2 separate regions of the Mus musculus genome follow, and region 1 is linked to region 2. Evidence: chromatin contacts called from ENCODE Hi-C or POLR2A ChIA-PET data. All regions are on one chromosome and are shown on one strand. Each heading gives the region's core, a stretch centred on a gene start or an enhancer-like site at or near the end of the contact. The rest is flanking DNA. Distances are from core to core; before and after follow the strand shown.

What was found. Hi-C counts contacts between places; a loop is a spot of excess contacts on that map. ChIA-PET counts read pairs that join two places held with the same protein, here RNA polymerase II (POLR2A).
Region 1: a map of left cerebral cortex shows a loop between it and region 2 (5-fold over the local background). The contact joins the promoter of Rab23 here to the promoter of Prim2 in region 2. A Hi-C loop is called at or near these places in 7 of 37 maps with a recorded cell type or tissue (gastrocnemius, heart and left cerebral cortex). POLR2A ChIA-PET finds 5 or more read pairs at or near these places in 2 of 5 experiments (Patski and embryonic stem cell).

What each region holds. Positions count from the first base shown.
Region 1 is chr1:33,718,577-33,724,174 of GRCm38, forward strand. Rab23 (RAB23, member RAS oncogene family) reads left to right here and starts at 1,320. Exons shown (of 8, transcript NM_008999.4): 1 at 1,320-1,597; 2 at 3,032-3,123; 3 at 5,210-5,429. The coding sequence starts at 5,275. It overlaps Gm32229 (predicted gene, 32229), which reads right to left and starts at 1,270. Exons shown (of 4, transcript NR_157041.1): 1 at 1,204-1,270.
Region 2 is chr1:33,667,876-33,672,641 of GRCm38, forward strand. Prim2 (DNA primase, p58 subunit) reads right to left here and starts at 1,919. Exons shown (of 14, transcript NM_008922.2): 1 at 1,749-1,919; 2 at 983-1,145. The coding sequence starts at 1,136. It overlaps 1700001G17Rik (RIKEN cDNA 1700001G17 gene), which reads left to right and starts at 1,949. Exons shown (of 1, transcript NR_033199.2): 1 at 1,949-2,837.

The sequences.
Region 1 (5,598 bases), core at 70-2,569, 50 kb after region 2:
TGTCACTGTCTTCAGACACACCAGAAGAGAGTTTCAGATCCCATTACAGATGGTTGTGAGCCACCACGTGGTTGCTGGGAATTGAACTCAGGACTTCTGGAAGAAGAGTCAGTACTCTTAACCACTGAGCCATCTCTCCAGCTCCACTCAGAGAACTTTCAGTGTCAAGAGTTTTGAGCAACAACGGAAATGAACTGAACGCTTGGCATGATGACACAGCCTTGTAATTTCAGCACTGAAGAGATTGACACAGCAGGGTGGTGAGTTGAAATTCAGCCTTAGCTGCACTTGGCCAGTCTTGGATAAATAACCAGACTTTGCCTTGAAAAACAAAAACCAAACGCCAAGCCAAACAAAAACAAAAAAACAAACCCCAAACTAAAAAGGAAGGAGAAAACAATGGGTTTGGCATGCAGTGTGTGCTTTTGTGTACAGCACTTTGTTTTAACCTTAAGCTTCTGTCATTGTGTGTTGTTAATGCTTACAGCTGCAGAGGCTCCTTTTCATGGCTGTGTAGTGGTTCCATTACACAACGGAGAGGTATTAGTTCATTGACATCTTTTGGGTTATTTCCATTTGGAGAGTATTAGGACAGATGCAGCTATGGGTGTCCTGACATCTGTTTGCCTGTATATCATAAGGACAGTTCCTATCAGCTGTGTGACCAAGGAATGGGTGGATCACAGGGTGCACAAATGTAACAAACTCTCCTTCTCGTTCAAAGGAGTTGCTCCAGCACACAAATTCAGCTAATTCACATTCTTTTCAACACTTGGTATTTTATATCACCCTCCCCTGTTTTATTTTGATGCATACAGAAACAACCAACGTTTATGTATTTTGAGACATAGTTTATTGTAGTTCAGGCTGGCCTTGAAATCCTGATCTTCATGCCACACCATCTTTCCAAGTACTAGGATCACACACGTGTGTTTCCACGCCGCGTTTGAAGCGAGTTTGCTTTTTTGCAGGACCTTTTTAAATTTGTGGGTTAGTTTTCTGAGTTGTTAGCCATCACGGTCTTCTATTTTGTTCAGTCATACCCTGCAAACAAATTATTTGTCTTCATTCATCACTTTTTTTTTCACACTTCAGTGCTACCACGTGAGTCTCAGGTGGTGACAGACTTCTGAGGCCCCCGGATACCTGACCCTGTGTAGGGAAACAAGGCACACCTTCAGTAGGTTAGCACATCCTGCTCACCTTGGTCTCCTTGGGTACCAAGGCCTGATGCTGTGCAAACCCAGCCCGCGCCTTCCCTGCCAGCGCAGGGCGGGGCCGGTGCTGAGCATGCGCAGACCAGGTGGCGCATGCTCCTCAGCGCGGCGGGCGGGAGTCCGGCGCGCCCTCCATCCCCGGCGGCGTCGGCAAGGAGTAGCTCGGTGAACCCGGATACTAATAAAGTTCGCTAGAGACTCATAATCGTTCTGAAAGAGCGGAGCGGGTACGAGGCGTCCGCGGGGAGGAGCCGGGCTCGGTGCTGCGGGCTGTGCGTTCCGGGCTCGGTGTTGCGGACTGTGCGTTCCGGGCTCAGCGCTGCGGGTTGTGCGTTCCGGGCTGCGGGCTCCGCGCTGAGGGTTCCGGGCTGCGGGCAGAGGTGAGTGCGGCCTGCGCGGCCTCGGCTCGGGGCTGCGGTGCCGCCGGGATGTCGCTGTGGGCGCGGACGGCGGCTGCGGGCGGCGCTCTGCTCTCGCGTCCTCGTGGGGACCGCTCCGCGCCGACGACCCCGGCCGCGGCTCGCTCACCAACCGCCGTGGCTTCCCAGGAGCGGGAACCCGAGAGTGGGAGAACTTGATGCGGGTGCGGCGCGGCGCGGGACGCACAGGGCTGCGCGACTCCGCCTGGGACGATCCCAGTGCCTTCTGTAACGGGCGGGTTGCTGTAGGAAAAAACAAACCCGGCAAGCCTTTCTTTAGCAAGTTGACCCATCCTTTCCTTTGCCTACGCGAGAGTCTGCATTGGTTGCCAAGGGATTTGAAACCGAGAAGAGAGGACATTGATAATTACTGTCGGTTTTTAATTATATGTAGCATTGTGCTTTTCAAAGAACATACTTATTTTTTGCATTTTTTTTTTCTTAAAAGCATGTGTGATTTGGGATAGGCTCTCCCTGTGATGGCATGGCTGGCTTGGAACTTGTGTAGACAGGCTGGCCTCAAACTCAGAGCCTCTTCCCCCTGAAGGCTGGGATGCAGTGTTGTAACTAGTTTCTGAGAATCTTAACAGTAATTCCCGACGCTACGATCTGCTTTCACATCTTTGTTTAAATTTTATTTTTTAACTTCCATATGGTAAAAAAAAAAACCCAAATAACCATTTGGAGAGTTTTAGATTCATATATCTGGTCAGGATATGAAACCAGTCCTGCTACCTGTTAAAACCTCATGTTGTCTCTTTATATCTTACCTCTTATTCCTGATTCCTAGAAATCACTGTTTTCAGAATGCCATTTTAGTGTAACAGTTTGAGATGTTGATAACTGTCTTCCATGACTATATATAAACACCTTTGAGATTCAAGATGCGGCCCTGTTGGTTATTGGGGGGACAGGCTCTTCATATCTTTTTGAGACAAGATCTCAGGTGGTCCAGGCTAGCCTCAGACTTGCTCCAGTAGCAAGGATAATCATGACCTTAGGATTCTTCTGCCTCTACCTCCCTAGTGCTGGGATGACAGACATGTGCCGTCATGCCAGGTGTGTGTGTGTGTGTGTGTGTGTGTGCGCCGCGGGCTGCTAGGCATGGCGTCCGGGGCCTTGTGGAGCTAGACAAACAGTGTACCAATTAAGCCACATTATCTGTTCCACAGTTTCCTGTGTGGATAGCCCTTTTCTCCTTCTACTCCCTGTTTAATTAGGTAGATGTGCTAAACATAGCCAATTATATTATCCGCCCACTGAAGGGCATTTGGGGAGTTTTCAGTTTTATATGATTATGAATTGAGTTGTTATAGGTCTGGGGAGATGGCTTATTTTGTTGTTGATACTATTGAGGGTTTTTTGTTTTGTTTTGTTTTTGAACGTTAATTGTAGGGTGAAGAATTGTTTAGATTGAGAAGAGGAAGTCGACTTCCCAAAACTGAGCCAGTGTGAAACACAAGCTGGATGAACACGGTCAGATCTTGGTAAGGAGTGTAGGTTTGTATTGTTATTGTTTTTCTGTTTTTTTCTGAGATGGCATTTCACTGTGTAGCCCACACTGGTCTGGAGCTCCCAGGTGCTCTCTGGCCTCAGTCCGTCATGTGAGACCCTGAATAACAGCATTCTCCACCACTCTTGCTAGATTTAGATTTGCTCCTGAGCTTCAGGGTTATAAGAGGCTGGTGGTTGAAGTCTTGGTTTCATCCTAGAGCATTGAAATCATCTTCTCTGAGCACAGGATCCAAGTTCTTTGAAGTTCTCCTGGGTTCCAACATTAGGCACAGTCCAGAGTCTCTAACATTTACGTGACTATAAAACTTCATGAGCGAGAGTATCCATTTGGACTGTTAAAGAAGCAAATGCCAAGATAGCGTTAGCAGCACAACAGGCTTATGGGGAGGCTCCTGTGACCGCGGAAGGAAGAGCCTTAAGACTGCGATGCCCTTTGACACCTGCGAAAGGAGGGTTTCCAGGAAGGAGGTCCAGCCTGCAGCTGCTCTGGTAGAGAGCCCAGTGCAAAGGGGAACCCCACTCCTCAGTCTAGTTGTCCTGCCCACCAATGTTCCTCTTAGGCAAGTGTGGATCCCACGGTACATCCCAAAGGTGGCAGTGCAGGTGGCTCTTTCTGACGGGAAGGCTAAGCCTCATCCTTTGATGCTTCTAGGCTTTTCTTGTTTGTTTTGTAGCTATGATCTCACTGTAGTCCAGGCAGACTTTAAACTGGTAGTGACCTCCTTCTTCTGTCGCTGAGTGCTGGCATTGCAGGGCTGGACCACCACACCCAGCTTGCACTTCTCTTCAAAAACGAGATTCAAGGCTACTGCTCTGAGGTTTCGGATCATGGATGGTTAGCTCTTCTCAGGAGACCCACTTTAACAAGTACTTCTAGAAGATTCTTAGGACCATGCAAGTTTCTGAAGTGCCCAGGGCAACTCTGGAAGCTTAAGAGAGTTCTTGCATTTCAGGTGCAGTCTGTGTACTGATGGGTTCCTGCAAACGGCATTTTACTGCCTCTAGAGTAGCCAAGTGGGCTGGTCATTTTAAGAATGAGGAAATTTGGGGCTGGTGAGCTGGCTCAGTGGGTAAGAGCACCCGACTGCTCTTCCAAAGGTCCAAAGTTCAAATCCCAGCAACCACATGGTGGCTCACAACCATCCGTAATGAGATCTGACTCCCTCTTCTGGAGTGTCTGAAGACAGCTACAGTGTACTTATATATAATAAAAATAAATAAATCTTTAAAAAAAAAAAAAAGAATGAGGAAATTGACTTTCTATTCTTTTTAGTATAAAGCATGCTATTCTATTATTTTGATGGTCTGATAAACTATGACTGGTCTCAAACCAAAGAATTTGTTACATCAGATAATTTGTTCAGCGTTCATCAAGATGTGCACACTGAAACAGTTAACCAAGGGCTGGAGAGATGGCTCAGTGGTTAGGAGCACTGATTGCTCTTTCAGAGGTCCTGAGTTCAGTTCCCAGCAACCACATGGTGGCTCACAACCATCTGTAATGGGATCCGATGCCCTCTTCTGGTGTGTGTGAAGACAGCTACAGTGTACTCACATACATAAAATAAATAATTCTTTTTTTTAAAAAAGAAACAGTTAAGCAAGAGCCCAGTGTGACCCATGACTGCACATAATTACACAAAACCTTTCTTTGAGTGCTTAAAAAACTATCTCTAAGGTTGAAAGCAGTTCTCTTGGGTTTTGTATCTATTAACGCATTTGTTGCTACACAGTGTGAGATTCACTGAGTTCTGTAAAATGAATGTTTGCATGTGTAAGTTACACACTGCTAACGTTTGTAGTGTATCCTTGGTCAGCGACCCCGTGAAATGGATATTATTGCCAGGAAACGGAATCTTGGAGAGGCTGAGTAATAAATTTAGTTCTTCAACCCCCATGACAAGACGTTGTCTCCATGACAGAGAGACTTGTACGGCTAAGTCTTTTACTTTTCAAAGGTTAACAAGGGAGACGGCGGGCCGGGAGCCTCCGTCTTAGCGATTACTGCAGTGCTGTGTGATTGTCTCTTGATAGAAACGATTCTGTTTTAAATTACAGGTTTGAGGGAGACAGTGTGGTCTCCTGGAGTTAGAGCTGCTGCAGAAACTCTTCCTGTTTCAAAAATGTTGGAGGAAGATATGGAAGTGGCCATCAAGATGGTGGTGGTGGGGAATGGGGCGGTTGGAAAGTCGAGCATGATTCAGCGCTACTGCAAAGGCATTTTCACAAAAGACTACAAGAAAACCATCGGCGTAGACTTTTTGGAGCGACAGATTCAGTACGTACCCAGCGCTTTATCCCTTGGTTCCGATTTGTAAAGTGTCTAAGCCTTGACGGGAAAGAGAAACAGCTGTGCCGTCTAACCATGCCAGCCAGTGAGTAGCAGACGCTCATGTACAGCTAACAGTGCTCGGTTATGTTGAGTTTTAAGTGAGGCCATATGTTGC
Region 2 (4,766 bases), core at 669-3,168:
GACCTCCAACCACTCTTCATGACACCTACTTGGCATCTCTCAAGCCCTTCACTAGCACCACCACTGTTTAGGGGTCCTTGCGGTTCCATCTGACACGACGAAGCCAAGGGTTTCAACCACTAGGAAACATGTGACACTGCTAAGCCTCCTGTGCCCTTCCCCCCCTCTTGCCTTCACTACATTGGACAGTAATAAGTGCTTTCTCCTGCGTTGACAGCTCTTATCTTGCTGCTCTAAGAAAAATGAACAGTGTTTTCCCATCTCCTGATTACTCCAGCAAGAATATTCTGGAACATAAACTCTAAGAGGGCTTGTATTTGTCTCAGTTCATAGCTAGCTCCTTCATTTCTTCTCTCACACACAAAGGATAAGAGGCCTCCAGTTCAGTGGCTGCATCCTTCTCACACCTCGGTCCTGCGCATTATAATATGCCTTCAAATGTCCACACGTCTCCACTCTCCCTCAACTACTCACACCGGAAGCATAGCTCTCTTTCACAGCCGCAAGCCTTTGTAGAGACCATTATCACAGTTTGGAAAAGCCCTTCACTGCTTCTGCTGGGAAATCCCTACTGTCTGCTCATTTCTTCAGAAACCAGACCAAATTCCAACTTCTCTAGGAAACCTTCCTTAAGTAGACTAAGCTAGTTATTCTCACTTTTACACTCCAGGGGCATTAATATTTACTTCTATCAAAGCAGAAAGTAATCTGATGTATGATTTTAACTCTACACGTCTGTCTCCACATAGCAAATACAGTTTCAACATAGACCTTAATTGCATTACTCATTACAAAGTCCCTGCCACCTGGAAGCAGAGTACTCAATGTGCATACTACAGTGAAGAAGTGAATGACAAACCTTCAACAGCAAATCACCAACGGATGTTGAATGGGCTGCTGAACAAAGAGGAACTGCCTTTATTCATCGTGTGATAACTGCACTTCTCAAGGACACAAACATTGGACTTTAAATGCCACTTACATTTAACTCTGTCAAAAGCCAAGTTTTCAAACTCCGTCAACGATATGTTTTCAGTAGGCGGCTGCAGGTAAAACTGAAGGCTGTGAGGGTAACTAGCATTTCTCTGGTCACCCGCCAATCGCAGCTTCTTCCGGATCCTTCCTGAGAACTGCATCTTGACCACCTTTTGAAAGCAGTGAAATAAATTATATAAATATATATTTATATTATATATTATATAAATTATATATATATGTTATATAGTATATATTGCAATATATAGTGCTTAGGTGGCAACGCAATATATATGTTAAAATGACGGAAAAAGGCTGAGTCAATAGAGTAAATATTTATGGAAACACAAAATATTGGATGCACAGACTTTTTTAAAGGGATTATTCCTAGACCCTGCTGTGTTGTCTAGATTTTCTATACACATCTGTAATAACAGGGGCGAATGTGGGAAGGGCTCAAACTGGGGTATATGTAGACGGTGGCCCTTGTAAGCCAAAGAGTGATCACTAAGTGTTGCTGCCTGCCACCCTCAGGCATGTGCGAACCCAAGACAAGATGAGGTTTGAGGGGAGGGGGGTGTTAAATTCCTGAAATCAAGGTAAAGCAAAGTAGATTCTACCTAGATGAGAGGCTTACTTCTCGTACTTCTAACTCTGGAATCCAGCCTTTCCAGAATAGTCAAAAGTGCCTTAACTTCCCTTCCGGCCCCAGCGCCTTCCCGGGCCGCCCTCCCCGCCATCCCACCCGGAGCCTCCCTCCGACCCGACACCACCTGTCACTCGGTCCCACCAGGTCAGCTCACAAGCTTCCAACTCCACGGCTTCTCTCCGTCCCAAATAAAGCCGCAGTAGATTGTTTAACCAGCCAGCAGCCAGGCTGAAAGAAACACCCGCGCTGACAGCCGCTCTCTCCCAGTGGCGGGAGAGTTCATTTGGAACGGGAAGCGGAAGTGATGCGCAGAGGTCCCACCCCCTGGCGCCCCGCCCACCGCGGTGTGGCGCGGTAGCGACTGAAGGTAGTGCGCGTCTGGAGCGTTTTGCACGCCGACCGACTTTTTGATGCTGGTTTTGTTTTTTGTTTTGTTGACGGATGTGAGTTCTTTTGAGACCATGTCTCGCACCGAAGCCCAGGCTAACTTGGAATTGGTGGCGATCCTCCTGCCTCAACCTCCCACAAGTGCTGGGCTTAGGCTGAGCCGCAACACCCGCCCTAAGATATCTTGAATGCAAGTGATGGAGATTTTGTTGGGTTTTTTGTTTTTGTTTTCCAGAACCCCAGGTGCCCTCTCTGCGCGGAGACGCCTTTGGGCTTGGGGCTGCAGTGCAAACGGCAAACATTCCCGCGCTGCAGCCAGAGTCAGGGTAACTGAGGCTCCGGAAGCTTGCGGGCGCTTTACCGGGGGTGGCCTCCCCTCTGTCATTCCAGGAGGTGGGAAGGAGCCGCCGTGTCCGCTTTGCCCACGACACAAGGACTGTCCCTCCTCGTTGTTAGCAACGCTGCCTTCATCTTCCGGACGAGAAAAGAGCTGTAAGAATGACGTCGGTTTGCTCGTCCCCGCGCGATGCTCGCCAGGGAACACGCGAGCGAGCATAGACTTCGGGGAGCGGAGGAACCTGCAGGACTTAGCAAAAAGCGCTCCGGGACCACAGCGAGGCCAGCTAGGTGGCGTCCTAAGAGCCTGGACGGCCGCTGCGGTCTACAGTGTGTTCGAGGCGGCGTGTCCCCCTACAAAAGCCACCCACAAGCTCTGGGATGGGGCTGGGAGTGGTCGGGTTTAGAAATGCATAGTATATCCTAGTACTTTGAAGCCTCAAAGTACCCACCTAAGATAGACTAAATCGGCGGCTGTCCCTTGAAACGGAACCTGTTTATCTGTCAATTTTTATTCTCAAGCCACACAAAACAGACTCTAGTTAATTAGCCCCAATTTACACATAAAAGAACGGTGACTTCCAAAGGATTCCTGACAGGGGACTCCATTCTGCCAACCTCACTGGCCTGATTTCTTTCGTATGACAGTAGGGTACTCACTTCTCCTCTGTGGCCTATATACAATTATCATCACCAAATCCATAGACACTCCTAAAATATATTAACTGCCTTGTGTGTGTGTGTGGGGGGGGGGGGGGGCTGAAGCACAGAAGGAGAGATACCGTGATTAGAATGAGGACACCATGGAAATTTAAGTGAAATCACAAAGAATAAAAAGAAAACAAAACTAAATATCTGAATATATAAAAACATAAAGCTGGGCGTGGTGGCGCACGCCTATAATCCCACCACTTGAGAGGCTGAGGCAGGCGGATTTCTGTGTTCAAGACCAGCCTGGTCTACTGAGTGAGTTCCAGGACAGCTAGGGCTACACAGAGAAACCCTGTCTCGAAAAAAAACAAAAAAAAACAAACAAAACAAAAAAAAAAAAAAAAAAACATTAAATTGTGCAGCTAACAAAACAAAACAAAACAACAACAAAAAAAACATTAAATTGTGCAGCTAAAAAAGTCCCCAGAATTATTTTTCAGTCAGAAAGAGTATGAGTTTATTAGAGAAAATGTTAACAGGAACTGAACAATTAGCTCATAAAAGTATGAAAATGTTTATTACTACTGTCGGCAATGAAATTTTTTCCTTGCAAAATTGGCAAATATTTCACAATAAAAGAGCTCACTGTTGCCACATATGTCGTTCCCTTGAAGTCCCACCCTCATTCCTTATGATCCCCATATGGTGCCATTATTTTCTCCACACTCTGATTATAAAACAAGGTCTCACTATGTAAGCCAGGCTGGTCTGAAATGGCACGTGTAGATCTGGCTGACCTTGAACTGACAAAGAGCTGCTTCTGCCTCACCAGTGCTAGGATTTAAGGCACGTGCCACTGTGCCCGATTTATTTTTATGTTTATAACCCTCTACCACAGACTTTTCCAAACATGAACCACTAAAAAATATTGTCTTCTTTAAAAAAATGCACCTATGAGTCAGCCAATTTTGTAGTTTCAAATGATTTAAGGCTTGTTAAGAATTCCCTGGCTATTTGATTTTAAGCTTTTTTTTTTTTTTTGACAGCCACTTTGATTTCTCTTCATGTACCCCTTTATACTATTAGGGTCCAAGAATTGCTAAAGAGAGACCCTAGACTCAAATGGCATGCAAAGGTGCTTATTCTGCAGAAACTGCCAGCAAACAGCATGGCATGAATGGTCAACCATTCATCCAAATGTCAACGGCTTGAGGGGCTCATAAGCCCCCTTTGATGCAGGGCTAGGGGAATTTTCCAGAAGGGTAAGGTAACCTCTAATGTGATTGATAGGAGTCAAAGCAGTGCCATTAGGACAAGTCTGATTGGCTGCTATATTAGTTCTATTATATTTAGTGAAACCATGAAGAGTTTCAGAGACCAGCTTGGCTGCGGCCTTGTTATCTCCTCTGGCCAGGTGTCCCAGAAATGGAATCAGCTGGAGACTTATCCTCCCTAAGTCAGGGCTGTCACTGATCAACGGCCCATTGTCAGTGGCTTCCTTTGAGGAGCTTGGTTTGCTTCCCAGGGAAGTGAAAATTCTTATCCCCAAGGTGTTTGGACCTTTCAATACAATCTCTTAAACGCCTACCTTCAAAGTTAAAATATGACATAAGTAATGTCATTTTATGACTAATTCATAAAGAACTAGAAAAAATATGTTTAACCACACAAAAATCTTATTATGCCATGGAATAGCTGCCTTTACAACATACCAAAAATCTATTTTGTTTTTGTATATATATATTGGTAGGGGTGGTTTTGAGTATTT